Linked DNA regions of Homo sapiens: region 2 is linked to region 1. The links are chromatin contacts, found by Hi-C or POLR2A ChIA-PET in ENCODE. All regions are on one chromosome and are shown on one strand. The core of a region is the stretch at or near the end of the contact, and the rest is flanking DNA. Distances in the headings are between cores, read along the strand shown.

Region 1 (3,125 bases), core at 385-2,884:
GTTAAGAGTTCAGGTTAAAGCCAGGTGCAGTGGCTCACACCTATAATCCCCGCACTTTGGGAGGACGAGGTGGAAGGATCTTTGAGCCCAGGAGTTTGAGACCAGCCTGGGCTACATAGTGAGGCCCCATCTCTACAAAAAATAATAAAAAATTTAGCCAGGCATGGTGGCACGTGCCTGTAGTCCCCGTTGCTCAGGAGGAGGTGGGAGGATCGTTTGAGCCTGGGAGGTCAAGGCTACAGTGAGCCATGATAGTGCCACTGCACTCCAGCCTGGGTGACAGAGTGAACCACTGTCCCAAAAACAAACAAACAATAGTTCAAGTTAAGGAATGTCCTTGATTAGCTCCTGCTTGGGGTTTCAGAGGAATAGCTTACTTTGTCTGAGAAGAGCCTAAAGCAGCCTTCCTTCTATGGCAAAGCCTCCCTTTTACCTTTTTCTTCTTTTGGGGGCCCCCTCTAAGCTCTCTCTGAGGCAGGCCCTTAAAACTCATCTCTCAGCAAGGCTGGGTGCTGGCACTGGAGACTACATAGAGGTGATAAGACAGAGACTCCTAACTCAGTAAGCTCACAGGGAGACCTCCCACCTTGGAAAGACAAGGCCTTCTTTCAGGTTCAGCTCACACTTTCACTGCCAGTGTGACCTAGGCCTCAGTTTACCCATTTGTTAAATGAGGAGGCTGGCCTACATTAGCCTTCCTCCGGGTGTCAGTCATGTACAGTAGTCCCATATGATGCTCCAGGGACCATACTTTGGCCAGTAGGTTCGCAAGTCACTGACGCCTGTGGGAGCATCCTGGGAAGCCCACAGGCTGCATTGCACCCAGGTCAAAGCTGGGGCTGCTCACTCTAGCTGGAACACAGAGCCCTTTACTGCTGAGTGCCTGCAGGCAGCCTTCTGGGAAAAGCCAGCTGTGGATTTCTAAAGGACTTTCCCAGGCAAAGATGCCTGGGATAAGAGAAAAACAGGATGGTGAAAGCACCATCCCAGGGATGTGAGGGATGGAGCAGCCTCTCTGACCCGAGACCTGTGGTTGCATCCCTGCCTACACTGAGCTGCTCCAGCTGCATCAGGCCTGACTTTGCAGGCTGGTGGTTAAGTGGGTAGACGGGTCTGGACGCACAGCCACTTCTGGTCATCCACAGCGATGAGCAAGCGGGAGTTTCACTGCGGCTGCCTCTGACACCGTGCTTCATCCCAACCTTTCTCACAGCCTCCCTCAGTGTTTCCAAGATTCCCTGGGGTGAGTGAGACTCATGGTGAAGCTCAGACTCTACCATGGAGGGCAGGCCTGCCTCACCTGGGGGCCTCCCTGAAGGGGTCACAAGGAGGTCTGAGGGCAAATACATCTCCTTGGCTGGCTCCTAGAAATGAAAGAGGGGCAGGATGATCAGAGGAGTAGAATTTGACTTCCTGGTCCCTCCCTGTCCTCCCTCAAGAAAGAGGTGACAAATGAAGCATTCTTGGGGAAGGAGAGAAAGTCCACAGTGACTGAGGTCTGAGGGCAGGGCTGAGACAGTGGTGGTGGAGATGGCGACCTCAGCCCTCCACACGTGCAGTGTCAGGGCCTCGGAGCCCAGCTGGCAGGCCACAGGAGACAGCGGGAGGTCTGGCTGGAGTGGAGACTGAGTCATCTGGGACTGCAGGGTCCAACGGAGTCACGCCTGTGAGTGATGAGCACCTTGACTGAGGCCAACGTCACAGACGTGTCTGGGAAGTGAGTCAGGGACCCGCAGAGTAGGAGTCTCAACATTCCTGGGAACAGCTTCCTCTGACTGTCCTGCCGTGATATGTTTTCTCCCCTAAGTGGCCTCAAAGGGTTGCTGGCTTTGCCATTGACATTTCTACAGCAAAATGAGCTAGTGAGCACTGGAGTTCAAAGGACATGGTGCAACTTTCAAACCAAATTCTCGTGGGATTTCAGAGGCTGATTACCCTCCCCTCCCTCCCTCCCTCCCTCCTTTCTAGCATGTCGATATTCATCTGTCAAATATTTATCGAGCAGCCACTCCGTGCCAGGTACTGTGGACTGGAGTCATGGTGATGGATAAGACACATGCCTGTGCCTTCCTTCCAGTCCCTGTCTTCACACACCCTGTAGTCTGGGGCAGGGGGACACTAAACAATCACACAAATAATTGCCTGCAATTTGCTGTGAATGATGAATGCATAGTTCAGGGGGCTCTGAATGTATCTAACGGGGGTCCTGGCAGGATCTGGAGGGCCAGGGAGGACTTCCCTGAGGAAAGTCCCCGTAAGAAGGGCTGGGCACAGTGGTTCACACCTGTAATCCCAGCACTTCGGGAGGCTGAGGTGGGTGGATCACCTGAGGTCAAGAGTTCAAGACCAGCCTGACTAACATGGTGAAATCCCATTTCTACTAAAAATACAAAAAATTAGCCAGGCATGGTGGTGCATGCCTGTAATCCCAGCTACTCAGCAGGCTGAGGCAGGAGAATCGCTTGAACCTGGGAAATGGAAGTTGCAGTGAGCCAAAATCGCAGCATTAGACTCCAGCCTGGGCAACAAGAGTGAAAATTCATCTCAAAATAAATAAATAAATAAAGTCCATGTAAGAGGAGATTGAGAGGGTAGAAAGTTCACCAGGGAGGAGTATTTCAAGTAGAAGAAACAGAAGAAGCTGAGAGCTTTGGGACATTGACAGACAGCGTGGTTGGTGTGGTCCAGGAGAGGTGAGTAAAGCAAGAGGCAGGATTCAGATCAGGCAGGGCCTGGGAAGCCACTGTGAGGATTCAGAGCTTTCCCCTGAGAACAATTCTTAGGAAAGGGAGGGTGGAGAACTGGGTCCCCCGAGCCCCAGCAGGGAAGTTATGAGTTTCTGCTTGTGGAGCATTTGGGCTCTGATCCCCCAACTATCAGCCACAGCCCACACGGTGAAAGCTGGTGAGGCAGGGGAGGCTCAGGACCAGGAAGTCCCACGGTGGACCTGGATGGGAAGACACCAGAAGCCAGCGGTGGTGACAGTGGGCAGGTGCTTCAGTTTCCCTTACTGTACAGTGGGTAGAATCAGCCTTGGATCAGTGTGTTGAGAGTTTGTGAGGATGGACAAAGTAGCAGCTGGAGGAAAGCCTTGTGCTCTTTTAATGGCTAGCATGGCTCAGAAG
Region 2 (3,125 bases), core at 289-2,788, 37 kb after region 1:
GCATTATGCATTTTTTTTCCTTGTCTGATCCCAGACAAAACGATCCTCTTCTTTAAAATGGCTGTTTCAGCCTCCTATTTTAACCCTGCCAATCAGACTCCAAGACATAGACCCATGGGCTTGTTTCTGGGCTCCCTCCTGGGATATCCTGTTAAGAAAAGTACCTCGTGCCTCTAGCCAGGACTGCAGGTTCCGGTCCCAAGATTTTTTCTTTTTTCTTTTCTTTCTTTCTTTCTTTTTTTCTTTTTGAGACAAGTTTGTTCTCTGTCACCCGGGCTGGAGTGCAGTGGCATGAACCTCGAACTCCTGGGCTCAAACAATCATTTTCCCTCAGCTTCTGGGTAGCTGGGACTACAGGCACACGCCACCACACCCTACTAATTTATTTTATTTTCTTCTTCTTTTTTTAAAGTAGAGGCAGGGTCTTGCTGTGTTGCTCAGGCTGGTCCCGAACCCTTGGCCTCAAGCAATCACCCTACCTTGGCCTCCCAAAGTGCTGGGATTGCAGGCGTGAGCCACTGTGCCCAGCCTCCAGTCCCAATTCTGTCTTGGTTTCCCCATCTGCAAAGGAAGGATTCTGTAGTGGATGTTTTTATGCTTCTTTCAATCTCAGGCTCTGATTTGTTCTGGCATCTAAATGGATGCCAGCTATTCCACTTTCAAAAACCTCAGAGAAGAAAATTCTAGAGTCCATGGTTTCTTTTCTTTAATTTTTATGCCTAATAACTCTGTAAAAATTTCTTTCTCCCATCGCATAAATCCTTTCCCATTCAATCAAATGTCCTTGAAGCAGAAACACATGCCTACTTCTGCAGCCACACAGATAGTTGGCCTTTGCACACTGGTTGATGTAGGGTTTTGCACCTCTTCTTCATAAATGTTGGCTACCATAATTATTCAAATGTTCCCAGAATAAAGATTATAGGTATAATGGCATGGTGCAAGGAGGCTGGGCTTCAGCTGGGGCAGCCGGCCCCTCACTTTCAGGGTGATCTTGGCTCTCTGAGTTTCCTTTTCCCCAGAGGTAAGGTTGGGGGGACCTGCCCTCCTGGGCCGCAGGGCTGTCGTGAGGATGAACTGAGATGCACCAGAAGAGTGGCTGTCTTTACAATATGTGATTATGTTGCATCCTGTCACCTGCTGGCCCAAGGACAGGGATTTAATTGTGTACTGAGACCCTTTGGGAAGTGCTTTTAGATCCCTATGGAATCCTTGGTGGAATGCGATGGGCTATAAATACAAGAAGAAAATAGGTAGAGTGAAAATAGAGACTTCTGGAGAATCTGGCTTCCTGTGACTCCACTGGGGTGCTGGGCGGGAGCGCTTTTTCAGAGCATGGAGACTTTCCTTGTACCTCCCCTCATTCCCTCATTCCCCTATTCCCCAGGGTTTAAAAAAAAAAAAAAAAAAAAAGAACTTTCCCCGAACTTTCCCATTCCTCTGCCCTGGCTGCTAATGCTGAAATTCCATCTTGTGTTTGTTGTCACCCGCAGGTCTGTTTCCATGGTTACCCAAATTCCAGGCACTGGCCCCAGGCCCACCACAACGCATCCCTCAAAGTCTCTTTGGCAGAGGAAAAGCATTTCTCCTTGCTGCGGCAAGTCAGAGCCAGAATCTCGGGTTCTCCTGCTCCAAAGCCCCCACTACACCCTCATTCGCGTGTGATTCATGCGTTTAGGTGGTTCTGCTCAGCGTCGTTTTTTGAGTTGGGGAGCGGTGAGTAAGCACAATATAAGTTTCCTTCATTTCTCTTCTCCTTGTTTGAGCTAAGGAATTACTTTCTTGTACCAAACATTACACCCTTGGAAAACACTCCAGATGGTTCTCATTAAAATTCCAATTCCTTTTTTTGCAATTCATTTTTCCCCATTCTCCTCAAACTACTATCTCAAAAATAAACACCAGGCTGAGGAGCAAGTGAGGGGTCTGTGAATAGCAGCTCCAGTGAATGGAATCTTTCAGAGACCCCTGGTGTGGCCCTGAAGGCGCCTGCAGCTTCTCTTCTTGCCAAGGGTCACCTGGCCCTTCATAGGGAGGCCAGGGGTAGCAGCCCTGTGGCATCCTCACCAGGGAGAGTCCAAACACACATGGGGGGCATGTGCATAGGGATGCACATGAACACATAGGGATGCCGAGTGCAGCAGCCCCATGCACTGTCACCAGGGAGCGTCCAAACACACGTGGGGGGCATGTTCGATGGCAAAGGTGCCCTAAGGGGGCCATGGGCTCTGCTGCCTCTGCAGGAAGAGGGGCAGAAGGCCAGCTAGGCCTCTGTTCCCCAACAGGCTGGGCCCAGACCATGCTTTGCAGAGGGGCTGTCCACCTTCTTTAGTATACAGCGAGGCCTCTGCAGATTTCTAAAGACACTGGCCACAGGAGCGAGGTGATGCTTACTCTAAGAAGCGGACAAGGAGAGACTGCCAATGCCTTTTGGCCATAATTGCAGCTGAGCAAGTCACAGGCTTTGCTCCCACATCTGGAAAAATCTGCATGCACAGGAAAAGTATGTGTGTGTCCAGTGATGTGTATTTGATATGTTTTTATTTTCAACTTTATGTTATGAAAAAATTTAAAAATACAGAAAAGTTGTAAGAATGGTACAATGAACAGCCATATCACTCCACCTAGATCCAACGAATGTTACATTTTGTCATATTTCCTTTCCCTCTCTCTCTTTCCAGATACACAGAGAGATAAATACATATCCTTTGCTTAGACATTTGAAAGTTAGGATCTTGTCCCTATAGCATTTTATAACCTAGTAATCTATGCATTAATGCAATCATATACTGCAGTCATGCACTGCATGACAATGTTTTGGTAAATGATAGACTGCATATACAATGGTGATCCCATAAGATTATAATACCAGGCCAGGTGTGGTGGCTCAAGCCTGTAATCCCAGCACTTTGGGAGGCCAAGGTGGGCTGATCACCTGAGGTCAGGAGTTTGAGACCAGCCTGGCCAACATGGTGAAACGCTGTGTCAACTAAAAAAAAATACAAAAATCTATTTTGCGCCTGTAATCCCAGCTGGTTGGGAGGTCGAGGCACAAGAATCGCTTGAACCCGGGAGGTGGAGATTGTAATGAGCTGAGATAGCACTGAGCTGAGATTGTACCACTG

What was found. Hi-C counts contacts between places; a loop is a spot of excess contacts on that map. ChIA-PET counts read pairs that join two places held with the same protein, here RNA polymerase II (POLR2A). Pooled maps may share reads with other maps.
Region 2: a loop to region 1 is called in a map of IMR-90, with 4 times the contacts of the local background. The contact joins two enhancer-like sites. A Hi-C loop is called at or near these places in 7 of 168 maps with a recorded cell type or tissue (Calu3, IMR-90, PC-3 and 3 more) and 3 of 50 pooled maps. POLR2A ChIA-PET finds 5 or more read pairs at or near these places in 7 of 52 experiments (AG04449, AG04450, BJ and 4 more).

The regions. Positions count from the first base shown.
Region 1 is chr3:134,425,902-134,429,026 of GRCh38, forward strand. No RefSeq gene overlaps it. Among named protein-coding and RNA genes, the nearest start is that of MIR4788, 10 kb to the right of the region's middle. RefSeq lists enhancers at 1,006-2,205, 1,330-2,075. Within about 2 kb of position 1,635, at least 4 of the 41 ENCODE cell types and tissues checked have a DNase peak (open chromatin) inside an H3K27ac peak, as active enhancers do; they include IMR-90, where a contact is called at or near this core.
Region 2 is chr3:134,462,758-134,465,882 of GRCh38, forward strand. No RefSeq gene overlaps it. Among named protein-coding and RNA genes, the nearest start is that of ANAPC13, 22 kb to the right of the region's middle. RefSeq lists enhancers at 1-535, 1,987-2,711. Within about 2 kb of position 1,539, at least 18 of the 41 ENCODE cell types and tissues checked have a DNase peak (open chromatin) inside an H3K27ac peak, as active enhancers do; they include IMR-90, where a contact is called at or near this core.